Regions from separate parts of the Homo sapiens genome. Here all the other regions are linked to region 6. A link is an interaction called in ENCODE POLR2A ChIA-PET data of the cell type or tissue named here. Cell type or tissue: HepG2. All regions are shown on one strand. Links, peaks and the distances in the headings refer to the core of each region. The heading gives the core; the rest is flanking DNA.

Region 1 (4,000 bases), core at 1-4,000, 77 kb after region 6:
AGAATAACCAGCGGGTATAGGGTCAGGTACTCAAGGGACATTGTGAGAAGTGACCTAGAAGGCAAGAGGTGAGCCCTCTGTCATGCCCGCATAAGGGCCGCTTGAGGGCTCCTTGGTCAAGCGGTAACACCAGTACCTGGGAAGGCCCCGTTAATTAGCAGATAGTGAAAGGGAGTCTCCTTTCCTTGGAGGAGTTAGGGAACACTCTGCTCCACCAGCTTCCTGTGGGAGGCTGGATATTATCCAGGCCTGCCAGCAGTCATCTGGAGGCTTAAACCCCTCCCTGTAGTGCTGTGCTTCAATGGTCACGTTCCTTGTCCACTTTCATGTTTCTCTTTTAAGTTCATAGTAGATAGCGGTAGAATAAATAGTGAAAGTCTTAAAGTCCTTGATCTTTCTTACAAGTGCATAGAAGAAAACGCATAGAAGAAAATGCTGCCTTCCCTCTCTGCTTTGGCTGCCTAAAAGGGAAGGGCCCCCGTCCCATGATCACGTGACTTGCTTGACCTTATCAATCACTTGGACGACTCACCTTCCTTACCCTGCCCCCCTTGTCTTGTATGCAATAAATATCAGCGCGCCCAGCCATTCAGGGCCACTACCAGTCTCCGCGTCTTGGTGGTAGTGGTCCCCTGGGCCCAGCTGTTTTCTCTTTATCTCTTTGTCTTGTGTCTTTATTTCTTACAATCTCTCATCTCCGCACATAGGGACAACACCCACTAAGCCCCATAGGGCTGGACCCTACAATTGTGAATAATGCTACAGTGATCATTGGCATACATGTATCTGTTGAGTCCCTGCTTTCAATTCCCTTGTGCATATATCTAGGAGTAGAATTGCTGGGTGTATCAGTTAGGGTTCTTCAGAGAACACAGGGTTTTTCAGAGAAACAGAATTAATAGGATTTATATTGAATATATTTATATACTTATAAATATGTATACATACACAGAGAGAGATACAAATACTTATTTATTTAAAGTAACTGGCTCGTGTGATTGTAGGGGCTGGCAAGTCTGAGTTTTGCAGGAGATACTGGCATACTAGAAAACCAGGGAGGAGTTGATGTTGCAGCTTGAGCCTGAAGGCAGGCTGGAGACATTCTGTTTTCCCCAGGGACCTTAGTCTTTTTCTCCAGGCCTTCAACTACTGGATGAGGCCCACTCTCATTATGGAGAGTAATCTGCTTTCCTCAAAGTCTACTGACTTAAATGTTAATCTCATTAAAAAATACTTTCACAGAGACATCTAGACTGGTGTTTGAATACCTGGGTACCACGACCTAGTCAAATTGACACATAAAATTAACCATCATACTGAGTCATATGGTAATTCTATGTTTAACTTTTTGAGGAAATGCCAAACTTTTCTGCAATGGCTGAACCATTTTACATTTCCACCAGCAATGTTCCAATTTCTCTGCATCCTCGTAAACACTTATGCTTTTCCATTTTTTTGGATTTAGCCATCCTAGTGGGTGTGAAGTGATATTTTACTGTGGTTTTGATTTGCATTTTCCTAATGACTAACAATGCTGAGCATATTTTCATGTGTTTGTTGTTCACTTATTTATCTTCTTTGGAGAACTATCTCTTTAAATCCTTTGCTCATTTTAGAATTGGGTTGTTTATCTTTTTGTTGTTTAAGAATTTGGTAAAGATTTATTTATTTATTTTCCATTTCTAGTCTTTTAAAGTATGGCTTCTTTTCTTTTTTTAAAGGATATGGCAAATATTTATTTTTTTCCATTTCCAATCTTTTAAAGTAGATACAGATATGCTTAGGATAAAGCTGATTTTAACAGCACAAAAAAGTTGAGCACAAAGGATAGGATTAAATTCAGCAATCCAGAGTGATAAAGAGGAAAAGATACTGAGTACGTGCCTTTGACAGACACATTATCCAAGTTGATTACCTAATAGTTGGAGGTTGAAGTCCTTATGCTGCAAAAGTGAGAACAATTTGGTGTATGAAGTGTATGGTGGCATTTGTAGCTGTAACTTGTTCTCTATTTATTAAGAACAATTACCATAGTTAAGTGTAGTCTTAGTAGACAACCTGCATTTATTTAAATTAAACATAATATTTTCCACAGTAGTGTAAGTAAGGCCACAATATTTATTCTGGGCAAACCCTTTAATGTAGTGATTTTAATATCACTGTCATTCATTCTTTTGGAATATAAAGTGTTTTAACAGAATTCAGGTTACAGATAATTTTTAAAATGCTATATCATGACTAATATATTAAAACGATACTTACATATTTATACTAATATCCAAAGAAAACTCACTGCCAAATTGTTACAGTAGATATTAATCAGTCTGATACCCTTATTAACTGATTCTATAGGTATAAGTATAGGTCAGTGTGATTTTAGTGTCTATTCTTTCATTTTACTAAATTAGGAAAGCAGTATTTACAGAACAAATAAAAACAAGTGAAACAGCCACCCAAGGACCATAACAGCTCCTGAGTTAGCTGTGTCACAAGCTCAGATAGAAATCCCCACTATACGCACAAAGCTGGATTCAAATTATTCATCAAAAGGTGCTGGTAGAAGTTGTCAGATGCCTTCCAATATAGATCCCCAATCCCATGGCCACCAGATGAGACAGCAGCAAAACCCTTTGGAAATTCTGCTGAGAAAATGCCCCCTTTCCTCATCAGGCTTTAAATTCCATGCTGGGTAGCTACGTGCTTCAGGTGCTTTAAAGAGGAACTCCTTGTGGGGAATATTTTCTGGCCAACTTGTCCAATCCCATATCCAATCTGAATTTTTCTTCAAGATGCTTTCAACTTCTTTCCTTTTCTCAGTATCTTCCTCAGACTGAGAGCTATTTTTCTCCAATGTCTGTAAAAGAGGTAGGCTGTCACAGAACTTTTGGAGCTACTCTGTCCAAATTCATTTTAAGCATCCAGCTGTATTTTTTCCATGTCACTATTACATTAATTTTGTTGTTGTTGTTGCTGTTGTTTTTAGAGATAGGGTCTCGCTCTGTTGTCTAGGCGGGAGAGCAGCAGCATGAACAGTGCTTACTGCAGCCTTTCTCTGGGAAGCAAGGCAGAGGATTACTTGAATTCAAGGAAGCACTTTGGAGGCTTCCCAAAGCACTGGGATTACAGGCGTGAGCCACTGTGCCCAGCCCATGTCACCATTATAAACAGAAACTGATGTTGGAGCACTGTTCCCCTTCCTATCATTGCTAAAGTACAGTTCTATCCAGGAGCCCTGCAAGCTCTTTCCCTACAGCCTGGGGTCCCTGCTCTGTGATATGGTGCCCAGAAGGTGGCTGTAGCAGTCTGGGTCACTGTTTGGTTGTGGTCTAGAGGCTGCATGCGCCCTCAGTGGCAGACGAGCATGAGGGATATGGGCCCAGTGCTCAGCCTGTCTTTTTGTTGCTCAGTGGTAGACAGTTCTTCATGTATTCTGGATAAGAGACCCATATCAGATATACAATCTGCAAACATTTTCTCCCATTCTGTAGGTTGCTTTTTCACTTTATGTTCTTTGATGCACAAAAGTTTTTAATGTTAGTGAATTCTAACATGTGTTTCTTGTCATTGTTCCTCACGATTTTGTTGTCATATCTAAGAATCCACTGCCAAATCCAAGTTCATGAAGATTTACCTGTTTTCTTCTGAGAGTCTTATGGTTTTAGCTCTTATATAGTTGAACCATTTTATTTTTTTGTATATGATACACATATAACATATTTTTGAATATAGGAGTCCAACTTCATTCTTTTGCAAGTAGATATCCAACTGTCTCACACCATATGCTCAAGAGACTATTTCTTCTTCATCGAATGGTCATGAACCTTTATTGAAATTATAATGGTGACATGGACAAAGCACTGTGGCTTGTGCCTGTAATCCCAGTGTTTTGGGTGGCCATAAGCGTATGGGTTTACTTCTAGATTCTCAATTCTATTTCACTGGTCTGTATGTCTATCCTTATTCCAGTAGCATGTTCTTTTTTTTTTTTTTTTTTGAGACG
Region 2 (4,000 bases), core at 1-4,000, 110 kb after region 6:
CAGCACGGAAAGAGAAAATTACAGATTAACTTACTTACGAACACAAGTGTAAAAATTGTGAAGGCTGTACTATCCTTCAGGATAGTAGAAAATAACATACTGTGGCCAGGAGGTTATATGTATGCATTGATTCAATTGTCAAACTGCAAAAGCCTTGAGAAACAGTCTCTTTTAAGTTCTTATTTAGGGCAGGCATGGTGGCTCATGCCGATAACCCCAACACTTTGGGAGGAAGAGGAGGGAGAATCATTTGAGGCCAGGAGTTTGATACCAGCTGGGGTAACACAGCAAGACTCTGTCTCTATTAAAAGAAAAAATTAAATTAAAAAAAATTATGTTTACTAAGTTATTGGCATATAGTGTGGCTCAGTGAATAGATATATTTTAAACTTTTGATGATTCTATCATAACTGAATTCATTTCTCATTATAATGTATTGACCTTTTATAAGATTTTCATGGAAAAAATAATCTACATAAAACTACAGTAATGATATAGTAAAAATGAAAGCATCTGGCATAATCTGATATTCCTTTAGTGAAATAATATGACAATATAATGGAAACCAACCGGCAAAACTGAGTTGAAATATCACTGGAAAGTGTTATGAGAAGAGATTAAAGTTTTGCAGGTACTTGAAAATGCTTTAGTCCCCAAAGATTGTTTTTCACCTAGACACTGATTATTAATTTACCTTGACACTAAGTAAAATTACATGTTAGACTTCTGAGAATAACCTTAATTAAGTGAGTCCGTCCAATAGTATAAATTACTGTAAGTATGGGAGTTTGGCTAGCGTATTAGATCTCCGGAGCCCTGCTGCTAATCTGAGTGAGTAATAAGTAGCTTTCCTTCTACTTGCTCCCATAGTCTGGCTAATAAAACCACTTTCTTTGTGAGAAGGAGAGCAGGGATCAAAGTTCTGCTTCTCCCCGTTAAATAAATCCTGATGAATCAAATGGTGGATGAAGAAAAAACAGAATGGATAATAAGGAAAATGGATAGACTTATCCCCAAATAACTGAATACATTAAAAGTAATGGCAAAAACCACAATTACTTTTACACCAACCTAAATGACTGTAGTTTTGAGCAGCCAAAATAAGAAGTGCACATAACAAAATTTATTACTCAAGATATGATAAAAGAATATATCAAGCGTGTCTCTAAAATACCTCGCTCCTTGGCTTACCTTACAGTGCTTGGCTTGCTTGTGAGGACATCCGGAACTTCAAATCTGGGTTTTAGAGGAGTCTCTTCATTAATTTTAAGCCTGAAAATGTTTCCTTCTATACCATAAATTTCAGCCAGGAGAGGAACCTGGAAACAGATACAAGAGATTACCTTCAACAGGTTACCCAAGTGATGGCCAATTTTGCACCAATTACAATAATTAGGAAAGTATTTGTTTCAATTATGATAGGCCAAGCAAATTGGAGAACAATGGCAATTAAAAAAAAAAGCTCCCCAGTTTATGTATGTACTTGCTTGACTATAGCTACAGCAGCAACAAGAAATATCTCCTATGTGTTCTGTGGCTAGGTGAACATAAAATTGTCAAACCAGGATCTTCAGAGTGAAAGAAGTCTCTATTAATAATTACACTGAAAGACAGGCATAAACTGAAACTTGCCTTGGAAGATTGGGACATGTGGCTACTGTATCTATGATAAACTACAGATACATTAAGAATAAGAGTTTGCCTGTTAAAAGCAGAGTAACTAGATTCCAGCTGGATGAAAGATGAAGGGTGGCAGGCTACAGAAGAGAAAACAGTACAGAATAAAATGATGATCATTGGAGTTCTCTAGTGGTGGATGAAAGGAGGCTTGGTGCACTAAAATCAAACTGGAATTGATTTTTCACAGCTGGGAAAATAGACCCGGGGAACTTTTACAAGAGGCTGGGGAACCTAAGTAAAATTCTGCCTACCGTGGGACACGGAAACAATGTAGAATCATGAAGATAATAGAGAATTTGAAAAATAAAACACAGAACAAGAAGCTCTAGGAGAACAGAAATGACAGGACTCAGGCTACAAAATGAGCACCTAGAAAAATATTTTAAGACCATGGTTTTCAACTGGTGGGCCATGCCACACTAGTCAATTGCAATTTCCTCACGAAGTATGATGCCAAATTTTGGTTACTACTGGGTGCCTGTGTTGTTACTATTATGTCTGTTAAATGACAGCTAAACTCGGTAAGTTGTGTGACATAGCTTAGAATGGGTACAATGTGGTGCAAGTAAAAGATAAGAAATATGAAGAATACCAAGCCAGCACCAAAAACATGATGTTACTGGAACTTTGCCTCTTGCGAAAACAGGGAAGCAATCAGGGCAGTTAAACTGTAACATGATAATGAACAGTGAACAAGTAAACAGTGCTATGGCTGTGGATCCTTTTCTAGATATTCTAAGGCAGGGTTATGATGCAATAGTGATCATACTGTAATTACTGCTTGCATGTTTAATGTTCTTTTATGTATTTAAACTACTTTTAGCGTACAATCAAAATTTTAACATTTGGAAATATGTCCAAGTACAAAGTTCAAATTCTGTTAGATTATGTATTTTCTCACTATTTAAACATGTGTTTCCATTGCTCTCTCAAATTCCATTCAATTAACATTTATTTGGCATCTATTATTGCAATGATTGAACTTTTGGGGAGGCTGAAATTGGAGGAGATAAAAGAGATGCAAAGCTAACACAGAGCATTCTGTGATAAGTTTTAAAACAGAAAGGCAAGAGATTAAGAAGGGTTATTAATGATGACTGTAGGGTTAGAAGTTCTGGACATTTCTCTAGAGGAATAGAGATTTAAGCAGGGCCTTCAGGAATTAGTAAGACTTTGAGTAGGCAAAAATGGGCAAGAACTTCCTAAGCAGGGGGCATATAGGTGGTCTGCCTATATATGATTAACAATTTACATTTAGTTATTCACTCAGAGATTGTCCCATTTTTAGTAAAACAGCTTTCTCTACAAAAAAAAAAAAACTAATTTTTGTTTAAACCAAAGACTGATCTGTATGTTCTGTTCCTGAGGCTGCAGCCCAGGGGGGAAAAGAGAGCAATAACCCTGTTTTCACTATAATGACTTCATGTATAAATCAGAGTTAATCCTCATTTTAATTTAGCAATCTAATTTTAGCAAAAATCACTCTGAAATTTAGCAATATTTACAGTCATTCTTTCTTTAAATTTATTTATTTTGAGATGGAGTCTTGCTTGGTCACCCAGGCTGGAGTGCAGTGGCGCAATCTTGGCTCACTGCAACCTCCGCCTCCTAGGTTCAAGAGATTCTTGTGCCTCAGCCTCCTGAGTAGCTGGAATTACAGGTGCGTGCCATCACACCAGGCTAATTTTTGTATTTTTAATAGAGATGGGGTTTCACCATGTTGACCAGGCTGGTCTCAAACTCCTGACCTCCAGTGATCCTCCTGCCTCAGCCTCCCAGAGTGCTGGGATTACAAGTATGAGCCACTGTGCCTTATCTCTTATTATCACCAACATAGCTTTCTTGGTCCAGGCTCTACTTTCCTTAGACCTTAGTATGCATTTCCTCCTATGATCTGGGCTCATGTGTTTTTTCTTTCTTTCTTTCTTTCTTTTAAATATCAGCAGACTCCCAGAAGTCCAATAAGTAAAGCCACTTGGGTTAAAGACAGTGGGGAATGGCTCAGTGTCCCACCTTAGAGTCCCCTGCCTTCCCTGTACTGAGTCCTAAGTCACCTCTGTCGAAACCTTAGGGCTCTGTGGATGACAGTTTAAATGCCACTTCCCTGAGGCTTAACTGCCAGTTCTTTCCCAATCCTTCCACCACATCCTTGCTCTTTCAAAAAGTTTGGACATGACTGTTATATTCTTCTACCTAAAACAGTAAACATTTGTAGATATTCCTTTCCTATTTGCTAGGACCTGCTGGATATTTATAAATAAAATAATATACAAATAAACTATCAAATCTCTTCCTCCTGTTAGTGATGATTGGAAATGAC
Region 3 (5,531 bases), core at 654-4,653, 180 kb before region 6:
ATCTCAGAAAGAGCAGTAGGTCTAATGAATCAAATCTTGGCTCTTACTACTTTTAGAACTTAAGCCAAACCATTCTGTCATCTGGAAAAACAAAAAATAGAAGCTTGGGCCAGATCATCTGTAAGATTTCTTCCCAAGCACAACATCAGATCCAATGACTGTCAACTGAGTGTGTGCCAATGACTTATTTGAAGGTTGGAACAAACCACATAATCACCAGATTCCCCACATTCAGATAAGCCTCAATGAAGACAGTATAACACCCCCTGAAGAACAGCTGCCATCTCTGCAGGATTCTGTGAGAAGAGGGAAGTGATCCGGACCTCTTGGCTGGGGCCACACTGGGTTTATCTGTATCTGCTCCTGAATCTTCAGCCTGCTACAATCTGTTCACACCTGGGTATCTACAGTCTTGACATCCTACCACTTGCTGCTCAAGGCTCTTAACTTGAGCTGAAAGTAAATAAATTGTGCTTTCATTTTCCCTTCACTTTTGTTTGGTATGTTATTCTCTACTGTGGCTGCAAGTAAACCAATTTCAGCATCATTTTCTTAATCTAATTCATGCTATTATAAATTCCTAGTGTCCGGCTGGGCGCAGTGGCTCACGCCTCTAATCCTAGCACTTTGGGAGGCCCAGGCGGGCAGATCACGAGGTCAGGAGATCGAGACCATCCTGGCTAACACAGTGAAACCCCATCTCTACTAAAAATACAAAAAATTAGCCGGGCATGGTGGCGGGTGCCTGTAGTCCCAGCTGCTGGGGAGGCTGAGGCAGGAGAATGGCGTGAACCCGGGAGGCGGAGCTTGCAGTGAGCCGAGATCGCGCCACTCAACGCCAGCCTGGGCGACAGAGCGAGACTCCATCTCAAAAAAAAAAAGAAAAAAGAAAGAAATTCCTAGTGTCCAAGGAACTGAGAAGTTACTGAATGTTAGGAGTGGTCAATACTGTTATCCTGAGAACCCTAAAAGAACAGTTTCACAAATACAGAATATACCAGAGACTACCTCCAGCATAGCATCTGCACTTATAAAACCCCCCCCAGCCCTGAGCTACCACATCCAGTTATGAAGAAGCCAGGTGTCACAAGCCATTTACCAATCAAAACGCAGCAGGTCAGGCATCTGCTTTCCCTCTTTCTTCAGTGTACCTCTTTTGCCTTCTTCCTATTCTCTTTAACTTTTTGTTTCTTTCTATCTCATTGCTCTTCTCATTAGTCTGTCAATTACAAGACTTTTCAAAGCCAATCATTTCTATATGAGGACGAACATAATCCACACTAGTACCCAATTTTATTATGGGAGACGATACCTTTCTTGATCCTTCTGCCCAATTATCAAGCTATCTTATGTCCCAGAGATTTTTAAACTTGCCAAATAATTCCAACATGTGCCTCCTGGTCCCCAAAGCACCCTCTGCCAGATTTACCTTCCACCACTCACTTCCCTCCACACCAACCACCCTTTCCCCACCAAAACTTAACCTCTAGTTAGTCCCTTACAGTCTAAGTCCTTTGCTCTTGGCGGTCTTACTACATAGAAGGCTCTTTAAACTCTCTCCACCTGTCAACAAACTCTAATTGATCTTTAAAAAACACTTCATCTGGTGACAAAGAGAAAAAAGTTCGTGGCTGCACACTGGATGTCTCAAGGGCTGAGATGAGAGGTGCGGAATCAAAATAAGCCACGAGAAAACGGGCACTGAGGGCTCTGAGAGAAAGAAGGGGTTGGAACAACTTCCCCTACTTAACAGTTCCGTCCTGGATTAAATCAGCTGTCGAGCATAGAAAGAAACCGCGACCTGTGTCGGCCTCAATTTCCCCCTCACGCCCTCACCTTCTGCTTTCTCCACATCTTCGCAGAGAAGCCCACGCGCACCCAGAAACACACACCATTCAGCCTCAGTCCTCATGGGTACTCCCAAGCCCCCAGAAAGAGAGAGGAGAATGCTCATCCCTCTCCCAGCCTTTCTCAAAGGCCCAACCCGATGCAGCAAGCCTCGAGCCGCCGTCCCTCGAAACTCCTGCTGGCAGGACGCCAGCGACGCTCACCCAGGGCAGCCCTCCCGCGGCCGTCCGGGAACCGCTATCCCCAGGACACAACGCGAAAGCTCGACTGAGGTCCCGTCCCGCCAGGCCTCCGTGGATTCCGGACCCCGACCCCCCGGGTCACTTTGTCACCGATTTCTGCGCGCCAGAATCTCTGCAGGGGGAGACGCGGACCTCCCGCTCTTTTCAGCTCCTGTGAAGCCTCAGGCGCCCTCTCCCGCGGAGACTCACCTCTTGCTGAGCGGCCGGACCCGCACGGCGACCTGCACGTTCGCCATCCGTCTGCCACAACCCAAGTCCAGCGGGTCAGCTCAGCGGCAGCATCCCAGGCCCCCGCCCTAAGCCCAGACACAGCCCCAACCCAGCCCCGCCCGCCCCACGCGCCTCTGGGGACGCCGCCGCGCGGACGCGAGCTGCCGCCCGAGCGGGGCGGTGCCTGCCTAGCTTCGGCCAATCCTGAGCCCGGTGGGCGGGAGAACTCCCGGCCCCGCCTCCCCTCAATCCTCCTTAAAGCCTCCTGACTCGCCCCCGCCCAAACACGCGCCGCAGCCAGAGCAGGCGGGCCCGTGTGGACGTTCGGCCAGTCCTTAGCCTGGTGGGCGGGAGGATGCCAGGGCTCGCTCCGCCTCGTTCCATCCGAAGCCTCCCGGGTCGCCCCCGCCCAAACACGCGCTGCATCCCGAGCTGGGTGGTGCCCGCCGAGCCTTGGCTAGTCGGTGGGCGGGAGGACGCCCGGGCTCGCCCCGCCTCGCTCCGCCCTACAGCCTCTTGGGACGCCCCCACCCATGCGCGTGCCGCACCGGGCCCAGCAGTGCCGGCCCAGCTTCAGCCAATCCTGAGCCGAGTGGGCCGCGAGGACTCAGTGCTAAGTCTGTTGTTCCTGGCCCCGCTTACCCAGAAATAGTTTTTGTTCCTCGACTAGGTGTCCGTGCTATGTAAAGTCAAGTAAATCAACTTTTGGTCCGAAAGTTTGCAAAGTAATTTGCTAAATACTTTTATTCTCTGCGTTCGCTTGAACTGTCAATTCTGTGGTTAAATTTTCGAGGCAGGCCGGGTGCAGTGGCTCACGTCTGTAATCCCAGCACTTTGGGAGGCTGAAGCGAGATCACCTGAGGTCAGGGGTTCGAGTTCAGCCTGACCAACCTGGTGAAACCCCGTCTGTACTCAAAATACGAAAATTAGCCGGGCCTGTTGGCGTGCGCCTGTAATTCCAGCTACCCGGGAGGCTGAGGCAGGAGAATTACTTGAACCCTGGAGGCGGAGGCTGCAGTGAGCCTGGATCGCGCCACTGTACTTCAGCCTGGGCGACAGAGCAAAACCCTGTCTAAAAAAAATAAAATAAAAAAATAGAAGGCAGTCCCTTACTGGCAAGGTACTTCCTGACATCAGGGACAAAGCATAGATGGAACCAATTCAGATAAAGGGTTATTGTCCAGGTCTTCTTGTACAACCAAAAGACAGGTGGCTGGTGTTTATCTTTTCCCTTCAAGGCTTGAGGGTTAGCAGCCATATAGATAAGGGCAGTGCTGATCATAAACCCAACTGCATTTGCACAAAATATTAGCGTATCCCTTCCTGCCTTAAATCCTGGTGCTTGCTTCTCTTCCTTACTAATAAATGTCCTTTGTGGCATTTATTTTTCCAGAATAGGGAACTTGCATATGCACCGAAAAGCTGTTCAGGCAGATACCCTTTCTTCTCAATTATTTCCTTAATGGTGTCTAGGAACTCATTTGCTCCCTCTTGGTCAGCAGAAGCTGCTTCTCTTGTTATCTTGACATATTTTAAACCAAACCTTTCCAAATTTATCAAATCATCCCTTACTGGCATAAAATTGTTTGGATCCTTCACCTTCCTTTTGCTTCAAGTTGTCATATAATGACTTTGCTTGTTCTCAAATCATATTAAGAGTATATAGGTATATAGATAGGTATGTTTTCCTTTTTTTTTTTTTTTTTTTTTTTTTTTTTTTTGAGATGTTGTCTCACTCTGTCGCCCAGGCTGGAGTGCAGTGGCGCGATCTTGGCTTACTGCAACCTTCAACTCTCTGGTTCAAGCAATTCCCCTGCCTCAGCCTCCCGAGTAGCTGGGATTACAGGCGTGTGCCACCACACCCAGCTAATTTTTTTGTATTTTTAGTAGAGACGGGGTTTCACCATGTTGGCCAGAATGGTCTTGAACTCCTGACTTCAGGCAATCTGACCACCTCTGCTTCCCAAAGTGTTGGGATTACAGGTGTGAGCCACCACGCTGGCCAGGTATGTTTTTCTTACAGCAATCCTGTACCCACATAAAAGCTTCATTTTCTGTTTGTTGTTGTTGTTGTGTGTTTTTGGTTGTTTTGTTGTTGTTGTTGTTGTTTGAGACAGAGTCTTGCTCTGTTGCCCAGACTGGGGTGCAGTGGCACTATCTCAGCTCACTGCAACCTCTGCCTCCTGGGTTCAAGCGATTCTTCTGCCTCAGCCTCCCGAGTAGCTGGGATTACAGCTGTGCACCACCATGCCTGGTTAATTTTTGTATTTTCAGTGGAGATGGGGTTTCACCATGTTGGCCAGGCTGGTCTCAAACTCCTGACCTCAGGTGATCTGCCCACCTCGGCTTCCCAGAGTGCTGGGATTACAGGCATGAGTCACTGCACCTTGCCAAAAGCTGCATTTTCAATATGAGATAAAAAGACATTTCAGGGCCGGGCACAGTGGCTCACGCCTGTAATCCCAGCACTTTGGGAGGCCAAGGTAGGAGTATTGCTTGAGCCTAGTAGTTTGAGACCAGCCTGGGCAAAATGGTGAGACCTCATCTCTACACAAATTAAAAAATAAAAATAAACTATAAAAAGGTATTTCACAAAAAGCTCAAGGTTTTTGTGCCTCCTGGTGTAGCTGTGGTCATGGCTGCACAATTTTTTTAAATTTTACAATGGTCCTTACAATGGATTCATTTATCATGAAATGGTAGGCAACCACAGCTGCAGATCTATAGTACATATCAAGCAATTCAGCTTTTTCTTGTAATGTCATGACTTTTCTCTGCTTCTTGGGAGCACTTCCAGCATCACTAGTGGCACTTGGTACTGGTCCCCTGATGTTATTCAAGGCTTATGATATTGCACTGAATACGGTGAAAAACACCCAAGAACCTCAAGAGATCACTTTTTATTGTGATACACAGTTTACTGAAGAGAGGAACTGCTATGATGATTAGCATCACAGAGTTTTAAGCAGATGCTGGCAACACTTGACTCACTAAAACAGGAGGCAGTTACAAAATTACAGTAGTACAGTACGTACTAGTTTATAGAGTTATGTTTTTGGGGGGGCTTTCACATTTGTTGATTTTTATTGGCGATCTCTTTTTCAATACAATTTATGGCGTCATCACCATTTCCAGTCTGATTATACAAGTGCTAAGTGGCAGAAAGGTCTGGAATAAATACATTTTTAAAAAAAGGCAAAGCTGTGAAACTAAGTTGCATGCAACAGGTTC
Region 4 (5,531 bases), core at 930-4,929, 200 kb before region 6:
ATCTTTCCTTGAGATTCTGCTAGTGGCACATTACCTGTTATGCTAGGACCATTGTGTTGCAGTCCATGGCCCCTACCATTAGAATAAACAACAGGATTTCCCAGCCACATCAAGAACAATTCTGGACTGGCCAAAAAGAAAACAAACAAACAAAAAAAACTTCTAACTGTTATTTTGTCTCTCTAGACCTTCAATCTGAAAAAGTAAGTATCTTGAATGGTCTCTTAACATTTCTTCCAGTATTAATATTCTGGAATTCTAAAGTCAAGCTATTTAGCTACTATGTATCAGGATTCAAAAATTCTGTACAAGTTACTCTTCGTGTCCTAATTACGTACAATTTTCTGCAATTTAACTGAAATCTCTTTTATCCTAATGAAAACAAAGACCAGCTGGTTCTCATGTTCCAGAAAAAAACTCCTCATGTTCAGTACTTATGGAGCATTATCATCTCTGCCTTCCCATCGCAGGATCAACATTCCTTTACTGAATAATCGCATGTGGAATGCCCATGAGGTATACTACACTAATAGTGGCTCCTCTTGGTTCCTGCAGTCCAGCTCTGTAATCATTTGGGGGAGTATGTGTGGTTTCCCTCTGAAGCCTCTCCAGGTTCCTGACATCCTCACACTGAAGTCCAGAATTGGAAAAGATATTCACCAAAGAATCTATAGCACACTCTCTTTTCTCCGTCTGTCTGTCTCTCTCACTCTCACTTGCTCACTCTCTCTCAGGGCTCCTTGACATAAGTAATGATGTATTCTGTGTGTTGTTTGATGTTCAGTATATTGTGGAGACCAAATAAATATTAAAACAACAAGAAGCACAACCACGCGGTGGCTCACGCCTGTAATCCCAGAACTTTGGGAGGCCGAGGCGGGCGGATCATGAGGTCAGGAGATCAAGACCATTCTGGCTAACACGGAGAAACCCCGTCTCTACTAAAAATACAAAAAAAAAAGTTAGCCGGGCGTGGTGGCGGGCGCCTGTAGTCCCAGCTACTCAGGAGGCTGAGACAGGAGAATGGCGTGGACCTGGGAGGCAGAGCTTGCAGTGAGCCGAGATTGTACCACTGCACTCCAGCCTGGGCAACAGAGTGAGACTCTGTCTCAAAAAAAAAAAAAAAAAAAAAAAAAAAGAAGCACAACCATATTACTACTAAAATACTTTCAATTTTGGAGACAGTGGTTGTTTTGAATTCAGACAAAAATCTCCTGCTCACTCAACATGATTTTTTTTTTGGTCTGGAAATGCTACAAGTGTTTTAGCTAAATAACAGACCATTTTAAAATAAAGATTTCCAGAAGAATAGGAGCAATTCTTTCCATGAAGAGCGGTTAGCTTTTTGTTCATAGACATGATTTTTGTTGACTCAGTCTGCATTTGTTTTAAACAGCCACTTTCAGGCCCTGGTGGGTAAAGCTGAGCTAATACTCCTCATGGAAAGTTTTACAAACACACAGTCACCCAAACACAATACGCCGGAGCAGAGGATTCCTGCGCCAACAGATGTTCCTCACCAGGAGGAAGGGAGGGAAGTTAGTTTTCCAAATGGAGCAGGATGGTCCCAGAAGGGATCATAACCAGATTCAGAAAAGAGGTTTCCAAATCTAGTTCAACTCAGAAAAATATCATGAGCCTTGCTTCTCTTGTACTACGTATGATAATGGTAATCACGGCAGGGACCCAAGGCACAGCACTCATAAACTCATTTGACGCCGAGGTGCCAAGTACTGGGCTGGGCACTTTAATTATTTCATTTCCTCCTCACAATAACTCTTTGAGGCATATATGATCTCTATTTTAGAGCTGAAGAAACTAGAAAGCAAAGAGGATAAGCAACTTGCCCAAAGTAAGCTAGCCAATAACTGACTGCCTGAATTCAAGTCCAGGTTTAATTTCAGAGAAGCAAATTGACTTTAATACAGATTCAAGCCAGAAAAAATACAGGCCAATTTTGAAGAAAAGCTTCTGCTGCAAGTCCAAATATTAACAAATACTGAAAACAGCATTTAGACCAATAATGACTTGCCTTAAGAATGGAAAGCTGGCTGGGTGTGGTGGCTCACGCCTGTAATCCCAGCACTTTGGGAGGCTGAGGTGGGCAGATCACTTGAGATCCGGAGTTCGAGACGAGCCTGGCCAACATGGAGAAACCCGTCTCTACTACAAATACAAAAATTAGCCGGGTGTGGTGGCACACACCTGTAATCCCAGCTACTCGGGAGGCGGAGGCAGGAGAATTGCTAGAAACCGGAAGGCGGAGATTGCAGTGAGCTAAGATCGCACCACTGCACTCCAGCCTGGGTGACAGAGTGAGACTCTGTCTCAAAAAATAAAAAAAAGAAAAAAGAAAAAGAAAAAAAACAGGAAGCTGACACCAGGGTCAAGGAGTAATGGACAAGACAGGTACTATAGAGATCTCCAACCACATCCCATTCACTATAGTCTTTTCTCTCCCCTTCTCCAGTTTTCCATCGCTTCCTTTTCCCATATCCTTCATTTTCCTTTTGTACTGCAGCATAGTGTTGAATATGAACTTTGCAGTCAGATGATCCTGTGTTCAAATCTAGAACTCACATCTTACTGTGTAACTTTGGCAGATCATATAACTTCTCTAAGCCTAAATTTCCTCCACTATAAAAGGGGGATAAAATCCTCTACCTTTTAGGGTATTTAAGAAATTATATCAAATATACATAAAGAGATGATCAGATCACTAGTAGGCTAAATGGTATTTCTTTTTGAGAGTCAGTGAGGTTTAGTGGAAATGACATAAAATTTAGAGTTAAACAGTCTTGAATTTGAATTCTTGCTCCACCACTTACTGGCAAGTCCTATAAACGTTCTATGCCTCAGTTTCCTTATCTACAAAATGGAGTAAATAATATAGATCTAATAGAACGTGAATGAAGTGATAAACATTTACAATTGTATCTGGCTATCAATAGGCATTTAACAAATAAAGCTGCTTCTCAGTAGAACTTGCAGTAGCTGACTTGTCCTCTAGTAGTCCCTAGTTGGTGACAACTGATCTATTTACTCAGGCATTTCACCACTAAGGACCAGGAAGAGTGCCAAAGCACTAAGGAATTTTAACTTTGAACCTATCTTTTGAGGCTGTAAATATAAAAAGACAGAGAATGATACAATGCAATAAAAAGACCACCATAAGGAAGCCTGGGTCTGTTCCAGCTTGAGCACTAACCACCTGTATAATGCCATAAATTACATGGCCAGATCTGTAACATATGAGGGTTGGCCTAGATTAGTGGCTAATGTCCAGACATTTTTTTTTTTTTTTTAAGATGGACTCTTGCTCTGTTGCCCTGGCTGGAGTGCAGTGGTGCGATCTCGGCTTACTGCAACCACCGCTTCCCGGGTTAAAGCAATTCTCCTGCTTCAGCCTCCCGAGTAGCTCGGATTACAGGCATGCACCACCATGCCTGGCTATTTTCTGTATCTTTAGTAGAGACAGGGTTTCGCCACGTTGGCCAGGCTGGTCTTGAACTCCTGACCTCAGGTGATCCACCCGCCTTGGCCTCCCAAAGTGCTAGGATTACAGGCGTGAGCCACTGTGCTCAGCCTGGACATGTTTTTTATTGTCACAGTTGGGGGATTGCTACTGGCATCAAGTGGGTAGAGGCCAGGAATGCTGCTAAACATTCTACAATGCACAGTACAGACCCCCACAACAAAGAATTATATGGTCAAAATGTCAACAGCGCTGAGGTCAACAAACTCTGGCCTAGATGACTAACAAGTTCTCTTCAAACTCTAACATACTAAGAGGCTATGACAAGGCAGCACTGACACAGTTTGTGCATCTGTCCCCTCCAAATCTCATGTTGAAATGTGACCCCCAATGTTGGAGCTGGGGCCTGCTGAGAAGTGTTTGGGTCATGGGGACAGATCCCTCATGAATGGCCTGGTCCCCTCCCCACAGTAATGAGTGCGTTCTTGCTCTATTAGTTCACACTGGAGCTGACTGTTTAAGAGAGTGGCCTCCCTCCCATCTCTCGCTCTCTCTCTCTCGCTGTGACAAGACTGTCTCCTTCCCCTTCTGTTACAACTGGATGCTCTCTGAACCCTCAGCAACAGCAGATACTGGCACAATACTTTCTATAAAGCCTGCAGAATTGTGAGCCAAATAAACCTCTTTTCTTTATAAATTACTAAGCCTCAGGTATTCCTTTATAACACAAAATAGACTAACACAAGCACCAACACTGATCAGGTGACATTCTTGTCAACATCTACCTCTGAATGGCTTCTTAAGATGCTGCTCTAAATCCCCCTAAAGTCAGATATTTAGATACTCCCTCCATATCCACTAAGGGAAATTTAGATAGTTCCCTCAGATATTTTGATATCTGAAATCAATGCCATATTTCTGAGCAGTCCTTCCTTTGTAATAAGAAGAAACCTAGGGATGAAAGACACACTGTATCCTTTATAGTTAGAATCCATGCTTCCAAAGTCATGAGATTCCTTCTGGGAGAGCAGATAATTTAAATAAATATGAATCAAGGTCAGGTGTGGTGGCTCACACCTGTAATCCCAGCACTTTGAGAGGCCAAGGCAGGCAGATCGTTTGAGCCCAGGAGTTTGAGACCAGCCTGAGCAACACAGTGAGACCACATTTCTACAAAAACTACAAAACTTAGCCGAGCATGGTGGCACACGTATCTGTAGTCCCAGCTACTCAGGAGGCTGAGGTGGGAGGATCACTTAAGTTCAGGAGGTTGAGGCTGCAGTGAGCTGTGACTGCGCCACCCTACTCCAGCCTGAGTGACAGAGCGAGACCCGGTCTCAACAAAAAAAAAAAAAAAAAAAAAAAGAATCAAGGTTAGAAGATGTGACACACACAACAGTAAAGATGAATCTTGGCCAGGTGTGGTGGCTCACGCCTGTAATCCCAGCACTTTGGGAGGCCAAGGCAGGTGGATCACAAGGTCAGGAGTTTGAGACCAGGCTGGCCAACATAGTGAAACCCCGTCTCTACTAAAAATAAAAAAATTAGCTGGGCATGGTGGCAGGCGCCTGTAATCCCAGCTACTCAGGAGGCTGAGGCCAGAGAATCACTTGAAACCAGAAGGTGGAGGTTGCAGTGAGCCATGATCGCACCACTGCGCTCCAGCCTAGGCAACAAGAGCGAAACTCCATTTAAAAAAAAAAAAAAAAAGATGAATCTCAAATACATCACGCAAAGTGAAAGAAGCCAGATTCAAACAACTACATACTGTTTGATTCCATTTTTATGACGTTCTGGAACTGATAAAACTGTAGGGACAGAAAACAGATCAGTAATTGTGAGGGCCTGGGGAAATAGACTATAAAAGAGCATGAAGCAATTTTTGGGATGATAGACTATTTTGTATATTGATTGTAGTGTCAGTTACACACCTGAATGTGTTACTGTACATTAAAAAGGTGAATTTGGCCAAGCGTGGTGACTCATGCCTATAATCCCAACACTTTGGGAAGCCAAGGCGGGAGGATCACTTGAGCCCAGGAGCTCAAGACCAGCC
Region 5 (5,531 bases), core at 746-4,745, 200 kb after region 6:
CAGGGTCTTGCTGTGTCGCCTAGGCTGGAGTGTAGTGGCGCTATCTTGGCTCACTGCAGCCTCAACCTCCTGGGTTCAAGCCATCCTCCCACCTCAGCCTCCCAGGTAGATGGGACCACAGGCACACACCACTATGCCCAACCCATTTTTGTATCTTTTTTTTTTTAGCATTACTTAGATTTTTTCTTTTTTTTTTTTTAGGTTTTTTTTTCCACTCTTTTTAATTATACTTTAAGTTCTAGGGTACAAGTGCACAACGTGCAGGTTTGTTACATATGTATACATGTGCCATGTTGGTGTGCTGCACCCATTAACTCGTCATTTACGTTAGGTATATCTCCTAATGCTTTCCCTCCCCCCTCCCCCCACCCCACGACAGGCCCCCAGTGTGTGATGTTCCCCTTCCTGTGTCCAAGTGTTCTCATTGTTCAATTCCCACCTATGAGTGAGAACATGCAGTGTTTGGTTTTTTTGTCCTTGCAATAGTTTGCTGAGAATGATGGTTTCCAGCTTCATCCATGTCCCTACAAAGGACATGAACTCATCCTTTTTTATGGCTGCATAGTATTCCATGGTGTATATGTGCCACATTTTCTTAATCCAGTCTATCATTGATGGACATTTGGGTTGGTTCCAAGTCTTTGCTCTTGTGAACAGTGCTGCATTAAACATACGTGTGCATGTGTCTTTATACTAGCATGATCTATAATCCTTTGGGTATATACTCAGTAATGGGATGGCTGGGTCAACTGGTATTTCTAGTTCTAGATCCTTGAGGAATTGCCACACTGTCTTCCACAATGGTTGAACTAGTTTACAGTCCCACCAACAGTGTAAAAGCGTTCCTGTTTCTCTACATCCTCTCCAGCACCTGTTGTTTCCTGACTTTTTAATGATCGCCATTCTAACTGGTGTGAGATGGTATCTCATTGTGGTTTTGATTTGCATTTCTCTGATGGCCAGTGATGATGATGATGAGCATTTTTTCATGTGTCTGTTGGCTGCATAAATGTCTTCTTTTGAGAAGTGTCTGTTCATATCCTTTGCCTACTTTTTGATGGGGTTGTTGGTTTTTTTCTTGTAAGTTTGATTTCTTTGTAGATTCTAGATATTAGCCCTTTGTCAGATGAGTAGATTGCAAAAATGTTCTCCCATTCTGTAGGTTGCCTGTTCACTCTGATGGTAGTTTCTTTTGCTGTGCAGAAGCTCTTTAGTTTAATTAGATCCCATTTGTCAATTTTGGCTTTTGTTGCCATTGCTTTTGGTGTTTTAGACATGAAGTCCTTGCCCATGCCTGTGTCCTGAATGGTATTGCCTAGGTTTTCTTCTAGGGTTTTTATGGTTTTAGGTCTAACATTTAAGTCTTTAATCCATCTTGAATTAATTTTTGTATAAGGTGTAAGGAAGGGATCCAGTTTCAGCTTTCTACATATGCCTAGCCAGTTTTCCGAGCACCATTTATTAAATAGGGAATCCTTTCCCCATTTCTTGTTTTTGTCAGGTTTGTCAAAGATCAGATGGTTGTAGATGTGTGGTATTATTTTTGAGGCCTCTGTTCTGTTCCATTTGTCTCTATCTCTGTTTTGGTTCCAGTACCATGCTGTTTTGGTTACTGTAGCCTTGTAGTATAGTTTGAAGTCAGGCAGCGTGACGCCTCCAGCTTTGTTCTTTTTGCTTAGGATCGACTTGGCAATGCAGGCTCTTTTTTGGTTTCATATGAACTTTAAAGTAGTTTTTTCCAATTCTGTGAAGACAGTCATTGGTAGCTTGATGAGGATGGCATTGAATCTCTAAATTACCTTGGGCAGTATGGCCATTTTCACAATATGATTCTTCCTATCCATGATCATGGAATGTTCTTCCATTTGTTTGTGTCCTCTTTTATTTCGTTGAGCAGTGGTTTGTAGTTCTCCTTGAAGAGGTTCTTCACATCCCTTGTAAGTTGGATTCCTAGGTATTTTATTCTCTTTGAAGCAATTGTGAATGGGAGTTCACTCATGATTTGGCTCTCTGTTTGTCTGTTATTGGTGTATAAGAATGCTTGTGGTTTTTGCACATTGATTTTGTATCCTGAGACTTTGCTGAAGTTGCTTATCAGCTTAAGGAGATTTTGGGCTGAGCCATTTTTGTATCTTTTGTAGTGATGGGGTTTCGCCAGATTGCCCAGGCTGGACTTGAATTCCTGGGCTCAAGTGATCTGCCCACCTCAGCCTCCCAAAGTTCCGGGACTACAGATGCGTGCCATCATGCCCAGTTAATTTTTGTACTATTTTAGAGACAGGGTTTCACCATGTTGGCCAGGCTGGTCTGGAATTCCTGACCTCAAGTGATCCGCCCGCCTCGACCTCCCAAAGTGCTGGGATTACAGGCATGAGCCACTGTGCCCAGCCCAGTCTACTCTTATTTTGAACTGAGAGGGCTTAGATTTGTTCATGTCTGAGGCCTTTACAACTCTAGGTTTATTTCAGTCATGCTGTCATCCTAGAGCAGTGTTCTGAAAATGTGGTCTCTAGACCCCTGGGGATCCTCAAGATCCTTTCAGAGGACCTACAAGGACAAAACCAAGTTTGCAGAAACACTAAAACATTTCGTTTTTTGTTTTTTTTTTTTTTCACTGTATTGACATTTACAATGATGGTGCAAAAGGAATGGTAATTAAAACTGGTTAGCACCTGAACACAAATCAGAACAGTAGTACCTAACTTCAAATAGAGATTTTTTTAAAAAAACGAAAAAAACAGTGGTACCAAGCTGTACTGATGGTCATTGTGTAATTCTCACCATGTGCTCACAGTGGGTTTTGTTTGTTTGTTTTTTTGAGATGGTCTCATTCTGTCACTCAGACTAGAGTGCAGTGGCGCAATCATGACTCACTGCAACCTATAACTCCTAGGCTCAGGCGATCCTCCCGCCTCAGCCTCTCAAGCAGCTAGGACTACCGGCACACACCAGCATGCCCAGATAGTTTTTTCACTTCTTGTAAAGATGAGTTGTCTCTTCTTGCCCAGGGTGGCCCCAAACTCCTTGCCTCAAGTGATGGGTTTTATTTATTTATTTTTTCTTTTCTTTTTTTTGAGACGGAATTTCACACTTGTCTTCTAAGCTGGAATGCAATGGCATAATCTCGGCTCACTGCAACCTCCCCCTCCCAGGTTCAAGCAATTCTCATGCCTCAGCCTCCTGAGTAACTGGGATTACAGGCGCCCACCACCATGCCTGGCTAATTTTTGTATTTTCAGTAGAGACAGGATTTCACCATATTGGCCAGTCTGGTCTTTAACTCCTGACCTCAGGTGATCTACACCTGGGAGGTTTCTCGGCCTCCCAAAGTGCTGGGATTACAGGCGTGAACCACCACACCTGGCCAGTTTGTTTTTGTTTTTGTTTTTTTTTAAAGCTAGTTTCACTTAAAAGTGTTCTTGGTTAGGCAGTACAAGTTATTTTTATTGTATTTTGACTTTTGGCAACACATCTTTTTAGTAATCTCATATGATATAATGGGAAGTACACATAAAGCACTTCTGCTGTGTGCTAGGGTGTGAAGTCCGATAGCTGTCTCAAGGGAAAAATGCTTATGTGATTGAGTTACGAGCTAAACTGGCTACTTTTTTCAGGGAGTATTATTTTTGTTTGAAAGAATGACAGGTTGTGGTTTTTTCAGACCATTTAGATATTTGGCATTTTTTTTTTTTTTTTTATGAACAAAGGGAATCTGTTACTTTAAGGTAAACAACTGGCAGTATTTGTTGTGAATGATAAAGTTAGAGCTTTTAAGAAAAAAAATAGAATTATGGAAAACTTGTGTTCACTCCCCTGAGTGTGACAGCTTCTCCATAATTAAAGATTTTTTCTGATGAGATTGGGGGTGATAATAATGAGTGTCATTTTTTAACATCCTATAATGAAATGTAGGTCTGGATTGGAAAATCTGCATAACTCAGTGAACCAGTATTTTCCAAATGACTAATGCATGAGTTTTAAAATCACGTATGAGTAAAAAATACATTCAAAGTGTAAGGTAGACCAATGTTTTTTTACGTAACAGAAAATGAAAAGTTCATTGACAGGTGTGAGATTTCGCTTTACAAGAAATTACATTTGTTAAGTGTTGGTGTAGTATCAAAGAAGAATCTGAAAAATCTATTAAAGTACTTTTCCCTTTTCAACTATGTTATCTATATGAGGACAGATTTTTTGTCATATACTTCAACCAAAACAAATTAAATTATCAAAACAGATTAAATGCAGAAGCAGATGTGGGTTCTTACTTATGGGGTTATTATTGTTATTTTTAAATACATATATGTTTTTAAATGTATGTATTTAAATTTCTAACATAAATATTCATGTATATAACCCCCAAAAAAGTTCTTTGAGGTCCTCAGTAATTTTTAAGATTATCAAGATTTTGAGACAAAAAAGTTTAAGAATCTCTGCCTTAGAAAATTCTGTTTGTAAAGAGAATTATAGGCCGGGGGCAGTGGCTCACTCCTGTAATCCCAGCACTTTGGAAGGCCGAGGTGGGTGGATCACCTGAGGTCGAGAGTTCAAGGCCAGCCTGGCCAACATGGTGAAACCCTGTCTCTACTAAAAATACAAAAATTAGCCGGGCATGGTGGCACATGCCTGTAATCCCAGCTACTCCAGAGGCTGAGGGCACGAGAATTGCTTGAACCCGGGAGGTGGATGTTGCAGTGAGCTGAGATTGCACTACTGCACTCCGGCCTGGGCAACAGAATGAGACTCTGTCTCAAAAAAAAACAAAACAAAACAAAACAAAAAAATAAGAAAAGAGAAGTATTAAATGCAATAATAGGACGCTTTCAAGTGTAGGAAGTGTCTGAATTGTTTTTTTTTCTCATGAAATGTAACAGCAGAATACCAGGGCACACTCCCTGCAACTTTAGGGCCCTTTCTTCATCCCCTCTGCTGAGGGACACATGGAAGAAGTAAGACCAGCTTTGGTGGCATGAGTTCTTATGGCTGCCCCAAAGAGTCTCCCTGATTTCCAGAGGGCAAGGGCAGAGCTAGCTGTGGGGAACAACTCAGGTCAGCAGTGCGAGCATCCTGTCCATGAAGTAGAAGGCAGGTAGCAGGGCGTGGGTTCAGAGCACAGGCTTTAGAGTCAGCCTGGGTTTGCTTGTAGGCTCCCTCACTGGCTGTTACCTAACTGCTTTACCCCTCATGCCCCTCAAATATGAGCTTGGAATAATAATACCTACTTCTTGGGAGTAGTTGTGAGTTTACAGAAAAAAATATATATAAATTTTTAAACCCCGAACCCAGTATGTAGTTATTGCTTCATGATAGCTGCTCTGATGATGATGATGATAATTATTCTCTTTTTGACTCATTGGTGACTTTTGAGGCTGAATATTTTTGTCATCCCCAGCAAGGCTGAATTCACATGTTTTTATGGTATATAACTTTCTTCCCCTTTTTTGTAACAGTGCCAGCAGATGTAGCATCACCTGAAAGCGGCAGTAAGTGTAGACGCATTGAATTGCTTTAGCTCTGGAGATGGGTTTGAG
Region 6 (4,000 bases), core at 1-4,000:
AGCCGCACCAGCTTCACTTTCTCACCTTTGAACGGGACCTTAAGCACACAGAAAGAGCTCTCATGCTCTGCAGCCTCTCTGGAAAGGGAATCTTCTGTCTTGCTGAGGGCTGGGACGGGGCTGGGGGGCAAATCTCTTACGCGAGGGTGTTCTGCCTGGCTCTGGCCAAGGAGATTAATCACAAGTGTGCTGGGGAATGGCAGGGGGTGGGTCAGACCTTTCCTCCTGAGTCTGCCTAACTTAGGGCTTGGCCATCTCCTCTCTATCTTCTAAGAGGCAATTTTCTCAGGAACATCCTGCCGTTATGAGCTTCGGGGGAGGAGGTGAGGCATAAACAGTAGGGCCCTGCTAACACATATAAATTAGGTGTCTTCATATAAATTAGAAAAAAGGCCCCTGCTGGCCAGGCGTGGTGGCTCACGCCTGTAATCCCAGCACTTTGAGAGGCCGAGGTGGGCGGATCACGAGGTCAGGAGTTCGAGACCAGCCTGATCAACATGGAGAAACCCCCATCTCTACTAAAAATACAAAAATTAGCTGGGCATGGTGACACGCGCCTGTAATCCCAGCTACTCAGGAGGCTGAGGCAGGAAAATCGCTTGAATCCAGGAGGCGGACATTGCAGTGAGCCGAGACTGTGCCACTACACTCCAGCCTGGGCAACAGAGTGAGACTCCGTCTCAAAAAAAAAAAAAAAAGAAAGAAAGAAAGACAAAAGGCCCCTGCTGACTGAGGAACTACAAACAAGCAGACTCCCTCCAGTCTGCTGCAATGGGTGATGCAGGCAACTGCCCCTCTCAGCCCATCCCTCTGTACAGGGCACAACCTGCCCAACTGTGTGCAACAGGTCTTACAACGTTCCTGTCTCAGACATGGTCCAGGAAAACCCAGAAGTCCCAGAAGGAGCAAAACAGAACAGTCAGCCTCTCGTATCCATGGCTTTGGCATATAACCAATTGTGGATCAAAAATATTCAAAAAAAGAAAAAATAATAATACAACAACAGAAAATAATACCAAAAAAACCCAATGCAGTGCAATAACTATTTACATAGCATTTCCATTGTGTTAGGTATCGTAAGTAATCCAGAGATGACTTAAAGTATATGGGAGGATGTGCATAGGTTATATGCAAATACTACTCCATTTTACAGAAGGGACTTGAGCATCTGCAGATTTTGTTACTGTTGGGGCTTCTGGAACCAGTCCCCGTGGCTACCCAGAGACAACTGTAGCTATCTGAACACGAGAGAACAGGAAGCTCAAGAACACATGAAACCAACTTTGTAAAAGCAAAGTTAAGTGATATTTCAATTTGTTCATTGGAAATGTTGGAAAAATTGCCATCTTTAGCACGAAAAGCAAAGATAAACTGTGCACCAACTGTGGCAGGATCCACCTCTACCAGTTTCACAGGCCCCTCTGCTCCCAGGCGTGGCTTGGACCTTGAACTGAATGTCCTGATTGGAGGCAAGCTCTGCAGACAGGGAAGGGGCCCCAACAGCTAAGTCCTGACTTCATGAGGTTAACCCAGGAGGGTGCCCTTGCCCCACCAAGCCCCACCAGGCTTACCTCATCCAGCCCCGTGACAGAGTAGGCGTGACCTCTGACCAGCCCGCAGGCCATTCTTGTCTCATACTGAACCGGAATGATTGTCTGTAGAGCAGTAACCAGAGAACCCATTAGGGGCGGGGGAACAGAAGTTCTGCTGCTTGGAGGCAAAGTTCATACTAGTTCATTTTCCGGGCTCTGTGAAGACACAGACCACTCTGCTCCCTGAAAGTGTGCCTCACGACCACGAACGGACCTTCAGTGGCCCTTTAAGAGTGCCAAGAGACACAGCTCCAGACAGGCTGGTCTCCCTGAGAAGGCTCTGTCCTGACCATCAGAGAGCAATGTGGATGCTGGGATGTGGGGTGGGTAACAGTGTCCTGCCCCTCCTTTCTGGACCCCTTAGTATCCTTCAAAGGAGGAAGGGGTAGAGTTGGAGGCTGCCCTGGGCTTCAGGATCCCCCTTCCCCTGAAGCCATCCAGGGTTGACTATTCCTGGAAGAGAAAGAGGTTGAGAAAAGGGGTTAAGTGACACATGTAAGTCTAGCTTTTTCTTTTTTTCTTTCTTTTTTGTTTTTTGAGACAGAGTCTTGCTGTGTCGCCCAGGCTGGAGTGCAGTGGCGCGATCTCGGCTCACTGCAACCTCTGCCTCCCGTGTTCCAGCGATTCTCCTGCCTCAGCCTCCCGAGTAGCTGGGATTACAGGCACGTGCCACCATGCTCAGCTAATTTTTTGTATTTTTAGTAGAAACGGGGTTTCACCATGTTAGCCAGGCTGGTCTCGAACTCCTGACCTCAGGTGATCCACCCGCCTCAGCCTCCCAAAGTGCTGGGATTACAGGCATGAGCCACTGCGCCTGGCCAAGTCTAGCCTTCTTTACATCCCCTCACCTCCTCCACACCCACCTGGAACATAATATTCAAGAAATCAAGAGTCCCAGTGCCCAGGGAGAGAATTCTAAGAAAGCCCGAGGAGATCCCTGCTCAGACATGACCGTGCCTAAGGAGTAGCTCTTCCATTTGCAGAAATTTCCAAGTTGCAGCCATGGGGGATCCTTGGCAGAAGGGCAGGATCACTAAAGTCCCATGAGCCCTGGATAGGCTCTCTATGGCTTCCATGTGCCTACTAACGTAACAGCTTTAAAAGGAGCTTCCCGGAGCCTTGCTAGGCCGCGGAATTCCTAGAGCTGTTTTCAGGGCGAGGGGTATGGGTGGAGCCAGGGCTTTTGGTATCTCAGCCTCTCCCAGATCTCAGTCTCTTCCAGATCTCAGTCCTCATGATCCAGATCATGCTGAATAGACTGGGAGGGGGCGGGAGACTCATTAATCCTTAGTTCTAGACCTAGGAAGCTGCTTGAAATGACTCTTCTGTCATTACCTAAGCATATCATTCAACCCAGCAATTCTACTGCTGGGAATCTGTCCTATGGAAGTCACCATGGATGTATACAAAGATGTATCTATTGGGATGTTCGTTATAGCATTTTAGAATAGTAGCAAAACAAAACAAAACAAAGAAAAAAAAGAACTCAACTTTCCAATAATAGGGTATTGGGTAAATAAATTATAACATATCTGTGTGTTTGAATATTGTGTAGCTATTAAAAAATGTTACAGGAGAATACTTTGGGCACATTAAGAATATCAAACTAGGCCGGGTGTGGTGGCTTACACCTGTAATCCCAGCACTTTGGGAGGCTGAGGCAGGTGGATCACTTGAGGTCAGGAGTTCAAGACCATTCCAGCCAACATGGTGAAACCCCGTCTCTACTAAAAAATACAAAAATTAGCCATGTGTGGTGGTGTGTGCCTGTAATCCCAGCTATGTCGGGAGGCTGAGGCAGGAGAATTAGTTTAACTTTGGAGGCAGAGGTTGCAGTGAGCCGAGATGGCACCACTGTGCTCCAGCCTAGGGAATAGAGCAAGACTTGGTTTCCAAAAAAAAAAAAAAAAACAAAAAAACAAAAAAAACTAACTGAAAAAAGCAGGCTGCAAAGAGGTACATACAATATGATAACATTTTAAAAATAAAAATACAGATTCAGTGTGTGCATAGAAAAATCCTGGAAGAACATATACTAGATGTTAAGAGTGGTTATCTTTACATGGGGAAAAATATAAGTGAAATTTTCCTCTGTGTTTTTCTGTATGGCTCAGTATTCTCCAGTGAGCAGGTATAACTTATGAAAATACTAGAATATAAACTCTACAAGAGGGAGACCTTGCTTTTTCCACAAATATTGAAAAAGAGGAGAGAATTTGCTTTGTTTGCTAGAGGAGTGCCTGGAACATAGTAGGAGCTCAAAAATAAGTGTTGAATGAATAAATGAATACATTAGAAGAGGAAAAATATTTCAAAATAAATGAAGTATCTTTACAAGTATTTCTGTCTGATAGTTCGTTATGAGAGGAACTGCCTGGACCATGGAATATGCAGAAACTCCAGCAGAG

What was found. ChIA-PET counts read pairs that join two places held together with the same protein. Peaks named below come from ENCODE experiments on the same cell type or tissue, not always from the same donor. Only the 100,000 strongest peaks of a DNase experiment are listed, where the experiment ranks them.
Region 1: POLR2A ChIA-PET joins it to region 6 with 6 read pairs; 2 of 35 experiments call an interaction of 5 or more read pairs at or near these places.
Region 2: POLR2A ChIA-PET joins it to region 6 with 5 read pairs; 9 of 35 experiments call an interaction of 5 or more read pairs at or near these places.
Region 3: POLR2A ChIA-PET joins it to region 6 with 6 read pairs; 1 of 35 experiments calls an interaction of 5 or more read pairs at or near these places.
Region 4: POLR2A ChIA-PET joins it to region 6 with 5 read pairs; 2 of 35 experiments call an interaction of 5 or more read pairs at or near these places.
Region 5: POLR2A ChIA-PET joins it to region 6 with 5 read pairs; 4 of 35 experiments call an interaction of 5 or more read pairs at or near these places.

What each region holds. Positions count from the first base shown.
Region 1 is chr15:42,312,934-42,316,933 of GRCh38, reverse strand. The region is part of intron 10 of GANC (glucosidase alpha, neutral C); the gene reads right to left. It also overlaps the pseudogene BNIP3P5. Among named protein-coding and RNA genes, the nearest start is that of TMEM87A, 42 kb to the right of the region's middle. In HepG2, for the core only: a CTCF peak has its summit at 3,288 (motif pointing right); a DNase peak (open chromatin) is centred at 1,923.
Region 2 is chr15:42,285,010-42,289,009 of GRCh38, reverse strand. It overlaps GANC (glucosidase alpha, neutral C), which reads right to left. Exons shown (of 24, transcript NM_198141.3): 4 at 1,192-1,319. Among named protein-coding and RNA genes, the nearest start is that of TMEM87A, 14 kb to the right of the region's middle. In HepG2, for the core only: no CTCF peak of the experiment used is centred there; a DNase peak (open chromatin) is centred at 2,349.
Region 3 is chr15:42,572,511-42,578,041 of GRCh38, reverse strand. STARD9 (StAR related lipid transfer domain containing 9) reads right to left here and starts at 2,436. Exons shown (of 33, transcript NM_020759.3): 1 at 2,280-2,436. The coding sequence starts at 2,326. It also overlaps the pseudogene MYL12BP1. RefSeq lists silencers at 259-318, 2,299-2,928. In HepG2, for the core only: no CTCF peak of the experiment used is centred there; DNase peaks (open chromatin) are centred at 2,651 and 3,501; H3K4me3 peaks cover 2,012 bases.
Region 4 is chr15:42,589,262-42,594,792 of GRCh38, reverse strand. All of the region lies in intron 3 of STARD9 (StAR related lipid transfer domain containing 9), which reads right to left. Among named protein-coding and RNA genes, the nearest start is that of STARD9, 16 kb to the right of the region's middle. In HepG2, for the core only: a CTCF peak has its summit at 3,018; DNase peaks (open chromatin) are centred at 3,042 and 3,722; H3K4me3 peaks cover 320 bases.
Region 5 is chr15:42,192,018-42,197,548 of GRCh38, reverse strand. All of the region lies in intron 2 of VPS39 (VPS39 subunit of HOPS complex), which reads left to right. Among named protein-coding and RNA genes, the nearest start is that of MIR627, 4.9 kb to the left of the region's middle. RefSeq lists an enhancer at 4,827-5,016. In HepG2, for the core only: no CTCF peak of the experiment used is centred there; a DNase peak (open chromatin) is centred at 2,858.
Region 6 is chr15:42,390,294-42,394,293 of GRCh38, reverse strand. It overlaps CAPN3 (calpain 3), which reads right to left. Exons shown (of 24, transcript NM_000070.3): 7 at 1,572-1,655; 8 at 1-38. Among named protein-coding and RNA genes, the nearest start is that of CAPN3, 33 kb to the right of the region's middle. In HepG2, for the core only: no CTCF peak of the experiment used is centred there; a DNase peak (open chromatin) is centred at 1,573; H3K4me3 peaks cover 402 bases.